Linked DNA regions of Homo sapiens: region 1 is linked to region 2. The links are chromatin contacts, found by Hi-C in ENCODE. All regions are on one chromosome and are shown on one strand. Each heading gives the region's core, a stretch centred on a gene start or an enhancer-like site at or near the end of the contact. The rest is flanking DNA. Distances are from core to core; before and after follow the strand shown. Region 1 holds the start of ABCD4 (ATP binding cassette subfamily D member 4). Region 2 holds the start of SLC39A9 (solute carrier family 39 member 9).

Region 1 (5,700 bases), core at 2,607-5,106, 4.9 Mb before region 2:
TATTTAAAAAAAAAAAAAAACTTAAAAATTAGCTAGGCATGTTGGCGCATACCTGTAGCCCCAGCTACTCAGGAGATTGAGGTGGGAGGAGTTGGAGACTGCAGTGAGCTGTGATTATTATCCCACTGCACTCTACCTGGACCACAGAGCAAGAACCTGTCAAAAAAAAAAAAAAAAACCACACATACACAGACACACACACACACACACACACAAACCAACTACACTAGAACAGTATAGGTTTTATATGGCTTGAATTTCACAGTTTTCTTAACTGCATCATCAGTATCAGAAATCTGTTCTTGGCCAGGTGCAGTGGCTCACATCTGTAATCCTAGCACTTAGGGAGGCAAAGGTGGAGGATCACTTGAGCCTAGGAATTTAAGACTAGCCTGGACAACACAGTGAGACACCTCCCCCCAACCCCTGCCTTCTCTACAAAAAAAATTTTTTTTAATTAGCTGTGTGTGATGCCAGCACCTACAGTCCCAGCTACTAAGGAGGCTGAGGTGGATCACTTGAGCCCAGGAGATGGAGGCTGCGGTCAGCTGTGATCCCACCACTGCACTCCAGCATGGGCAACAGAGCAAGACTCTGTCTCAAAAAAAAAAAAAAAATATATATATATATATATATATATATATGTATATTTTTACATATATATATTTTACATATATATTTTTACATATATTATATATATATAATCTTTAAATTTAAATTTTAAAAAATCTGTTCCTTCAGCTGGCTTCTTTGCTCCAAATTCAAAGAAATACCTTCTCTTCCTGGTTTCATTTCACCTTCTGGATCCATCCAATATTATTTAATATCAATTACCCTTTAAAATCCCAAACACTGGCCCGGCTTGGTGGCTCACACTTGTAATCCTAGTACTTTGGGAGGCCAAGGTGGGCAGATCACTTGAGGTCAGGAGTTCAAGACCAGCCTGGCCAACATGGTGAAACCCTGTCTCGACATAAAAGACAGAACTTAGCCAGGCATGGTGGCGAGTGCCTGCAGTCTCAGCTACTCAGGAGGCTGAGGCAGGAGAATTGCTTGAACCTGGGAGGCAGAGGTTGCAGTGAGCCAAGATCGTGCCATTGCGCTCCAGCCTTGGGGGACAAGTCTAAAAAAAAATCCCAAACACTAATGTACCTCATTTTCCTAACCTGAAACATCATGTTATCATCTGTGCTGCTGCTGCTGTTCTCTTTGGAAGATGATAGAGCTCTTCAAGTTTCACCAGTCTTTTGCTTCTTTACAGGTCTTTCTGGAGCAACCTGCTTTTTCCTCTTTAACTTTTTGTCAACATCACTGTCAGAACCGCTGCCAGAAGAGCTTGAAGAAGTAAGTTCCTTTGATTTGGGCATTACTCTGCTCTGCTGCACTCCAGTAGCCTCCCGCTTGCTCACTGGTAACTCTGGTGTATTACTTCTTCTTCTTCTTTTTTTTTTTTTTTTTTGAAACAGTCTCACTCTTGTCACCCAGGCTGGAGTACAATGGCACAATCTCAGTTCAATGCAACCTCCGCCTCCTGGGTTCAAGTAATTCTCCTGCCTCAGCCTCCCAAGTAGCTGGGATTACATGCACCCGCCACCACACCTGGCTAATTTTTGTACTTTTAGTAAAGACGGGATTTTGTCATGTTGGCCAGGCTGGTCTTGAACTCCTGACCTCAGGTGATTTGCCTGCTTCGGCCTCCAAAAGCGCTGGGATTACAGGCGTGAGCCACCGTGCCCAGCCTGCTACTTCTTAAAAGTTTACAGTAATAGACAATGCTGAGGCACCCTGGGACAGTAATGCCACCGAATACCAAACTAGGACATTTTTGAGACTGAAAGGGGACAAGATCTGTAAACCTAGATTACCCTAGAGAGGTGACGTTGCTTGCTTTAATACTTTGGTTGCCTTATTAATTTTTCAAAAATTGCATCCTATTTTTTTGGTTTTCAAAATAAGAAAGACATACTTGAATAAAGTTATTTCCTCTTCAAAGTCTTTCTAGATTCCACTTTTCCCCATGCTGAGTTAAATGCCTTTCTCTTTGGTTCTGGGGCAGTGGTTCTCAATGCTAGGGGGTGGGGTAAAGCTGGAATTTTGGTCCTTTCTCCCCTAAGGGACATTTGGCAATGTTTAGAGACATTTTGGGATGCCTAGGTCAGAAGGAATGCCACCGGCATCTAGTGCGTAGAGGCCTGGGATACAGCTAAACATCCTACATTGCATAGGAAAGCCTACACAGCAAAGAATGATCAGGCCCCAAAACTTAATGGCGCCAAAGTTGAGAACCCCTGCTGTATGGTATGTTTGTCATAGCACTTCATAAAGACAGCTGTAGGCCGGGCACGGTGATTCACACCTGTAATCCCAGCATTTTGAGAGGCCAAGGTGGGTGGATCACCTGAGGTCGGGAGTTCGAGACCAGCCTGACCAACATGGAGAAACCACGTCTCTACTAAAAATACAAAATTAGCCGGGTATAGTGGTGCATGCCTGTAATCCCAGCTACTCGGGAGGCTGAGGCAGGAGAATCGCTTGAACCCGGGAGGCACAGGTTGCAGTGAGCCAAGATAGCACCATTGCACTCCAGCCTGAGCCACAAGAGCGAAACTCCGTCTAAAACAAAAACAAAAACAAAAAAAGGCCAGGAGCGGTGGCTCACTCTTGTAATCCCAACACTTTGGAAAGCCAAGGCGGGCAGATCACCTGAGGTTAGGAGTTCAAGACCAGCCTGACCAATATGGAGAAACCCTGTCTCTACTAAAAATACTAAATTAGCTGGGCGTGGTGGCACATGCCTGTAATCCTAGCTACTCGGGAGGCTGAGGCAGGAGGATGGCTTCAATCCGGGAGGCTGAGGTTGCCGTGAGCCGATATCGCGCCATTGCACTCTAGCCGGGGCAACAAAAGCAACACTCCGTATCAAAAAAAAAAAAAAAAAAAAAAAAATCTGTAATTGTCAACTGATTGACCTACCCAGCTAGACTGCAACTTTCATAAAGACAAGTGATACATGCATGTTGTAGAGTGTTTGGCTTGCAGTTGAAACTTAATAAGGATTGGAGGAAAGTGAGAAGACACATCCAGATTCAAATTTAGGGACCTGTGGGATCATGCTGTTTGGGTTTTTTTTGAGCCATTTCCCACCTCCCTTTGGGTACTAATCAGTCAACTGATAAGCATTTCATTCATTCAACTATCTATCTTATCTATCGATCATTATCATCTATTTATTTGTTTTTGAGACAGGGTCTCTCTTTGTCGCCCAGGCTGGAGTGCAGTGGCACAGTCACGGCTCACTGCAGCCTTGACCTTCCGGGCCCAAGTGATTCTCCTGCCTCAGCCTCCAGAGTAGCTCGGACCACAGGCGCTCGCCACCATCCCCGGCTAATGCTTTTGTCTTTTGTAAAGGCGGGGTCTTGCCATGTTGCCCAGGCTGGTCTTGAATTCCTGGGCTCAAGCGATCCTCCCGCCTTGGCCTTCCAAAGTGCTGGGATTACAGGAGTAACCCACCGGGCCCGGCTGGAAGCCTAATTTATACTTTTTTAAAGATCATGCTGGCTTCTCTGGGAGAATATGTAAAACATCTATTATACACAGAATCTAAAATACTTGCCATAAAGTAGTTACACTCTCGGATACCTATTGTCAAAAGGGAAGTCTCCCAGAAAATATGGGGGCGCTGTAGCCGCCGGGTCAGCCGAGTCCACTCTCTGGTACTTTTAGAGACGTCGGTCGCTTCCGGGAGAGTCCGCGTCTCCCGCACCTTCCTCTCTATCAAACGCCGTCTCTGTGGTAGCCGGGGCCCCGCCCCTCCTCGGACTCTACCCAGTACTGAACTAGGGGCAGCTGGGCTCCAGAGTCCCTCGGGTCTCAGGTCATGGCGGTCGCGGGGCCCGCGCCCGGAGCTGGCGCCAGGTAAGCAGGGCGGTCGGGGAGGAGGTTTGGGAGCAGGAGTTCCGGGCTGTAGGGAATGGGCTTTCCTGCCCTCCGTGCCTCGTCCGCCGCCCTGGCGCCCCCGTCTCGCCCCCGTGACTTCTGAGAGAAAGAGGAGCTCTCGAAGGGGCGTCCGCCCTCCCGCCGCTCTAGGCCGCTCCGCACCGGCCGCGGCCCCCTCCGTTCTTGGCCGGACTTGTGCCATCTCCTGCGGTGTGGGACCCTCACCCTCGCAACTGGCATTCTTTTTTTGAAAAGAAGAACCTCAGGTGCACAAAATTGAGTTGATCCTTCTCAGTTCTTGACACCCTGTGGGCCAATGCAAGGCTCCTTGTTTATTTTATCACTTCCTCTCTTCGTTCCTATTCCCAGACCCCTTTCACTCCCCTTTTCAGACAGCCACTCTGGTGTGTTATATAAGTGGCTTTACGGTCCACCTTGGGTAAATTTGTGCAAGTGTTACTTTGAAATCTATATAGCGGTTTCGAATTCTTCAATATAATATGCTGTGATTTTTCTTTAAACCTTTTTCCTCAACATTGTGTTTTTGAGTCCATCCATGCTAGTCATCTTGTTTTCACTTCTGAGTGCTTGCATGAGGGGTGCTGTGTGCATAGACTTATTCCCCTAGTGGTGGATAGATTTTTTTCTAGTATTAACACCCCCACAAGCCACACTGTAACGAATATTCTGGCAGTTGTCTCCTTGTGCATATTGTTGCATTTCTCTGGGTATCCACCCCAGAGTTGGGTCCTGGTCATATCTAATTTTGCTGGATTGTTCTTTGGAATGGTCACACTAGTTTATACTTCCCGACGGGCAGTGCATAAAGCTTCCTGTTTCCCGGTATCCCTCCATCGTTCAGTGGCGGCTGGTTTTGTAATGTTTATCAGTCTGGGGGGTGTAAGGTGGTATCCCATCGTGTACATTTTCTTTCTTTCTTTCTTTCTTTCTTTTGAGACGGAGTTTTGCTCTTGTTGCTCGGGCAGGAATGCAGTGGCATGATCTCGGCTCACTGCAACCTCCGCCTCGGGTTCAAGCGATTCTTCTGCCTCAGCCTCCTGAGTAGCTGGGATTACAGACGCGCGCCACCACACCCAGCTAATTTTTTGTATTTTTAGCAAAGATGGGGGGGTTGGCCAGTCTGGTCTTGAACTCCTGACCTCAGGTGATCCACCCGCCTCGGCCTCCCGAAGTGCAGGGATTACACTTCCCGACGGGCAGTGCATAAAGGAATTACAGACGTGAGCCACTGCTCCCGGCCTACATTTTCATGTGTTTATTAAACGTGGGTTTTCCCTTTTTTGAATTGCCTGTTTATATCCCTTCCCACTTCTCTGTGGATTTCCTATGTTCCTGGCTTGCAGGAATTCTTGTAGGCTCTAGATTTAGATCCTGGCCATGCCCGGTGGCTCACACCTGTCATCCTATCACTTTGGGAGGCTGAGGTAGGTGGACCACTGGAGTCCAGGAGTTCAAGATCAGCCTGGGCAACATGGTGAAACCCCATCTCTACCAAAAATACAAAAATTAGCTGAGCGTGTTGACGCACGCCCGTACTCCCAGCCACTAAAAAGGCTGAGGTGGGACAGTCGCTTGAACCCGGGAGGCAGAGGTTGCCCTGAGCTGAGATCGCACCACTGCATTCCAGCCTGGGCAACAGAGCAAGACCTTGTCTCAAAAAAAAAAAAAAAAAGATTTTAGGCCAGGCGCGGTGGCTCACGCCTGTAATCCCAGCACTTTGGGAGGCCGAGGCAGGTGGATCAC
Region 2 (5,466 bases), core at 1,765-4,264:
AAAGCCACAAATGACATGACATACTAATTATCTGTATTAATGACCCAGTTATTAACACCACTCCTGTAAACATTTCCTTCTAGTGAAAAAGGAAATAGTATATATCCGCATATTGCAATAATCATTCAAGGTAGTTTGAAAAAATACTGGAATTGGTAAAGTTAAAGGCATTTTATAGAAATAAAAAGTTTTACTGGTTGCTTATCAGAATTAATTATGATTATTCATAAATGTTACTTCAATATGTTTAAAAATACACAAACCAACCCAAATCTCACACATGTCAGCCCTACTAATGTCAATTCAATTCTAATATAGTTATAAGAAAATATGGTTATGTCAAAGGAAACATAGCAGGTTCACAAAGTACTGGGCAGGCAGGTAACCCAAATAAGTGAAACAGGCTTCAAGGGCAAGGAGGACTGTGCCTAACAGCTGCTACTCAGCCCGACCCAACCTTTGCCTCTAGGAAATACTGGTAAAGAACAACAATAATAAACTTCTGCTAATGGAACAGTCTGCAGGCTGGATTTGGCACACAGGCTACCATGTATATGTACCATGTACCTTTGCCGAAATGCTTAGTGGCTACGAACTAGTCTGAGTCAGAAAAGCTAGACTGAAAAAATACCTCTCTTCTGATTCTAACAAACTTCATGAACCTATCCAGTCTCCGTTTCCTCATCTATATGTCACTGATTTTTATTTTCTTTTTTTTTTTTTTTAAGAGAAAGAGTCTCAATGTTGCCCAGGCCAACTCCTGGGTTCAAGCAATCCTCCTACCTTATCCTCTTGAGTAGCTAGGACTACAGGCGCGCCCCACCGCACCCAGCTTGAGTTTTTTAAGTGAAGTTAGGTAATGCACGTAATTTTTTAAAATGCTATCATTAGATGCTGAGGGGTACAGATTAAAAAGGAAACAGAAAAAGAACAACAACAATTTAAGCATCTGTTCCATCTGGCTATGGGCTTTACTTTTCCTCAAACTGACAACACCTTGTCCCACCTTCTTTCCCACCCACAGGCTATTTTCACCTGTAATGTCTCCTCTTCCTCAGGTTTCTTCAAGGTGTACTTAATATTTCATTTATACCTTTCCTTTCTACTTCAGGCCTCCTTTGAAAGTACTTTCAGGAATGGCACTGAAACTAGGGCCTATTTTACTGCTGAACTCTAGGACAAACTCATGAAATCTTGTTCCCTTTGAATGTAGTAGTTTTTCCCCCCTAAATCTTTGAACGCTGTGCACTTCGTGAATTCCTTTTGCCTACCTAAAGGACCTATCAGCATGTTCACTGAACAGTGCTTTCATCTATCCCTCTTCCCGGGACCCTCGCTTAACATCTGTTCAAGGTGCCAATCAAATTAACGAAAATGTCAAAACGTATTAACCAAAAATTCATTGCTAAGCAAATAGATTTGAAACAACTTCAGAATATCAATTCCAAGGCTCCCCTTCTTTAAAAGGAAATGTGAGTTAAGAACAATCTTAGTTTTTTCTTACATTCATTCTAGTACAGACATCCAAAAAACAAAACAGCTTTCCTCAGAAAGGTGTGTTTGACTTTCTCAAAAGGAAGTTATCATATTGATTTCAGTTCATGTAGAAAAATAACATTCTCCATTTCTTTTTTTTTCTTTTTTGGAGACAGGATCTCACTCTGCTGTCCAGGCTGGAGTGCAGTGGCCCAAACACGGCTCACTGCAGCCTCAACCACTTGGGGTCAAGCGATCCTCCTGCCTCAGCCTCATTTGTAGGGACAAAGTCCCGCCACGTTGCCCAGGCTGGTCTAGAACTCCTGGGCCCAAGCGATCCTTCCACCTCAGCCTCCCAAAGTGCTGAGATTACAGGCGTGAGCCACCGCGCCCAGCCCTCCATTTATTTTCTTGATAACAATCTGGAATCTTGATTCCATGAAACCTCTGAGAATCAAAAGAAATGTTATGGTGCCTCTCTCCAGGTAAATGCACAGAACCTCAAATTTTTGTAAGCAATTCTAGGGGATTCAGAATACTCCAGGATCTTCCGTGGAATATCTATCCACCCCAGGTTAAGAATTCCACTAATGAATATGAGGTTTCTTTCTATTATTAAGTGTCATGTATCTTTTAAAAAAGATAGTCTTTCTTAATGAGACCTTCAGCTTTGAGATTTAACTAGGGAAGCAGCTTCCCTTTGCAACTAAAACTACTATCTCACAGCCATCCTGACAGCTGACAGAAAATTGAGAATTTCTTACCTCTGAGAAATTAACAGCCAAGGGAATGATTCCGGCCACGTAACATCCCACCAACATAGCCAGAGACAGCAGGCTAATGGAGATGAAATCATCCATTCTGCCCTCCTTTATTCACCCACAACCACTAGACAACAAATTTCCAGTGGCTTTAAATGGTGCTTAGGTTCTTTAAACAGGTGTGGTGGTTCCAAGAGAGTGGGCTTTCCAGTTCTTTAGGCCTTCCCACCAGCAGATGTGTTCACGAGGCACCTTCCTCTTGAACGTACCCGGCAACAGACCCTTTTTGCTGATATTAGCACCAGAGAAAGCTTACAGCAATCTAAGGTCCCAGGCTCTGGGTTCTCAGATGCCAGTCATTAGATTCTCGTGGGTTAACAGAGATGGGAAAAGTCAATGGGGAAAATGTGCGAATGATCGATTTCTTCGATTGTCGGATTGAGGGTGGCACAATGTCTTAGGCGGCGGCGGGTAAGTGACTCAAGCGAACCTGTTCGTTCCCTAGGCGCCCCTGTCTCCAAGAGGCGGCCCCGAAGGTGATCCGCCCCCCAGAGCAGGAAACCAGCCCACCAGTCCCAGCAAACTCTCCTCCGAGCCTGGGATGAGGAAAGGAGTCCTGCAGGTCTCTAACGATGGGTCCTAGGGGTTCAGCAGCAAAGTTGACACAAAGCTGTCTCTGCCCTATACCCGGTGCTGCCCATGGTACTGCACTCGACCGGGCCTTGACCCGGAGTCGCCGATACTACAGCTGCCATGGCCGCCAAGTGGCATCTCTTCATTCCATCCACTTCCGGATTGTCTAACCACCCCCTCCTTTACAAAGGCACTTCCGGGTTACAACCGACCTCCGGCCCAGGATACTTACGTTGCCGCCATTTTTGAGTAGGGCTAATGAAAGATGTCTGATGTCACTGTCTATACCGGTGATCACTTGAGCCGTATGTTTAATAACGAAAGTACGGAAGACAGCGTCTTGAAAAAAAATAATTCTTCCTAAAGCTTGGAAACTTTCCCTTACCTTTTTGCCTTTATCGAAGATGGCTGAAACAGAGTCAGTAGCTGCTCTAGCTGCCGGAAGTGACTGTGCCTCTATGATCCAAAAGGCTCTTTTGCGTTGCACTTTCGACGACTTCCGGCGGCTCCTCTCGCGAGGATTGGCTGTTAGCGGCGTTGTAGTTAAGCTCGTGTAACGGCGGCGGTGTCGGCAGCTGCTGTAGCGAAGAGAGTTTGGCGCGATGGTGAGAAAGGCCTCCGCGGCTACCCGAGTCCGAGTCCCCGGCCTCCAGAGCGACCCCAGCCCCATACGTTTTCCCCTCCCCACGAGCCCCATGCAGCGCCGCGTGATGCTCCCCGCCACTCTAGTCGGTGGATTGACCCTTCTTCCCGCCGCAGGGACGCCAGGCCTGACTCTAGGCCTCGGAGCCCCGGTCCGCCCTGCGGTTGCGCGCCCGCCTGCTCGCTCGGGTCCGGCGTGCCTTGGGCCTGAGGATGAACTCTCTCCCGATTGTTACTCGGTAGAGGGAGACGTGGGGGAGGTGTTTTGTTTTTTGAGATAGAGAGTCTCACTCTATCGCCCAGGCTGGAGTGCAGTGGCGGGATCTCAGACCCCTGCAACCTCTGCCTCCTGGGTTGAAGCAATTCTCCTGTCTCAGCCTCCCTAGTAGCTGGGATTACAGGCGCCCGCCACCTCGCTCGGCTAATTTTTTTATTTTAGCAGAGACGGCGTTTCACCATGTTGGCCAGGCTGGTCTCGAACTCCTGACCTCAAGCAATCCACCCGCCTCGGCATCCCAAAGTGCTGGGATTACAGGCGTGAGCCACCGGGCCCTGCCGGATATGGTATTTTTCCCTCCAAATGCTCTAGCCTGCTGTAGGAACAATGGGCCAGGGTTGTCTAACTATTCTCGAAGCTGACAGATCCAGCTATACCCAGCATGTGGGCCAGGAGAGGACGTATTTGCTTTGCAGTGTTTTTTCAGCTTTCGTTTTCCTGTGCTCTGCCTTTTTTTTTTTTTTCCTGTTTTTGAGACCTCTAGGTATTGCGTGTGGCGCGTCCCTCAGCCCTCGATCCTGTACTTATCTGTATTTATATCCTCTTGGGGCTGGAGGCTGAAAAGTAGGCTCAGCTCAGAGACCAGCTCTATTAGAACCCAACCGGGATGATCAGTAAGCTCCAATTCGAAGAAAGTGACCAAAACTGGCTTGAGAGGTGGTATAATCTGTAAAGAATTTGAGCAGGAAAGCATTGCCATTTAAAAATGATAACCACTTGACCACAGTTTTTAAAATGTATCATGTTATGTTCTTAGTGATTTTTAATCCTTGTCTTTGGGCAGTAAGTACTGAAAATAGTAAACTTTGCCCGGTGTTCATTTTAAGACTAGATATAAAAAGCAACATGCTGTATAGCTTTTTCCATTCTTACCCTTTCAAATTAGTCCTTTAATTTGCATTAGAATTGGAATACAATTATTATAGTAGCAGTTGAGATAGCTAGTGTATAGGGCAACCTCTGTTGCAAGAATGCACGTGGTTTCTACAAAATTATTTTTTCTTAAATGACTCGTTGAAACTTTTTGAGTAGCTAGCTTACAAAGACTTCTGTATAACAAATAATCTAATATGATGCTTTCTGTGGCTTTTAAATCGATTTAACAAAGGCTTTGACTGCTCAGGTTATTACAGGTGAGAGTTAATCCTTCGTCTCTTGTCACCAAGTTCCGTTTTTATGTCAAACCCTCTGAAACTTTTAGTCAAAGTGGTTTAGTTCTTGATGGGGAGAGAAGGGTATGATAACCCTTGGTTTTGCATGTCATGTTAAATGTACTATTTTTCCATTGTTTATTCAGAAAGTCTGGGCTTCAGCTATTTCTGTTCCAATTTGATGGTTAAAAATTCTGATCATTTTGTCCAGGCGCGGTGGCTCACGCCTGTAATCCCAGCACTTTGGGAGGCCGAGGCAGGCAGATCACCTGAGGTCGGGAGTTCAAGACCAGTCTGACCAACATGGAGAAACCCCATCTCTACTAAAAAGACAAAATTAGCCGAGCATGGTGGTGCATGCCTGTAATCCCAGCTACTTGGGAGGCTGAAGCAGAAGATTCGCTTGAACCCGGAAAGCAGAGGTTGCGGTGAGCTGAGATCGCGCCTTTGCGCTCCAGCCTGGGCAACAGGAACAAAACTGTCTCCAAAAAAAAATTATGTTATTCCAAAACAGTTTAGGGTTCCT

The links. A loop is a pair of places that touch in the nucleus more often than their neighbours do. Pooled maps may share reads with other maps.
Region 1: a loop to region 2 is called in a pooled map, with 24 times the contacts of the local background. The contact joins the promoter of ABCD4 here to the promoter of SLC39A9 in region 2. A Hi-C loop is called at or near these places in 9 of 50 pooled maps.

The regions. Positions count from the first base shown.
Region 1 is chr14:74,301,090-74,306,789 of GRCh38, reverse strand. ABCD4 (ATP binding cassette subfamily D member 4) reads left to right here and starts at 3,856. Exons shown (of 19, transcript NM_005050.4): 1 at 3,856-3,915. The coding sequence starts at 3,878. It also overlaps a transcript of VRTN not described here and the pseudogene SUB1P2. RefSeq lists an enhancer at 3,408-3,767 and a silencer at 4,028-4,107.
Region 2 is chr14:69,396,240-69,401,705 of GRCh38, reverse strand. SLC39A9 (solute carrier family 39 member 9) reads right to left here and starts at 3,014. Exons shown (of 7, transcript NM_018375.5): 1 at 2,241-3,014. The coding sequence starts at 2,336. It overlaps ERH (ERH mRNA splicing and mitosis factor), which reads left to right and starts at 3,407. Exons shown (of 4, transcript NM_004450.3): 1 at 3,407-3,475. The coding sequence starts at 3,473. RefSeq lists enhancers at 2,722-3,061, 1,990-3,189, 3,391-3,898, 3,899-4,407 and a silencer at 3,158-3,398.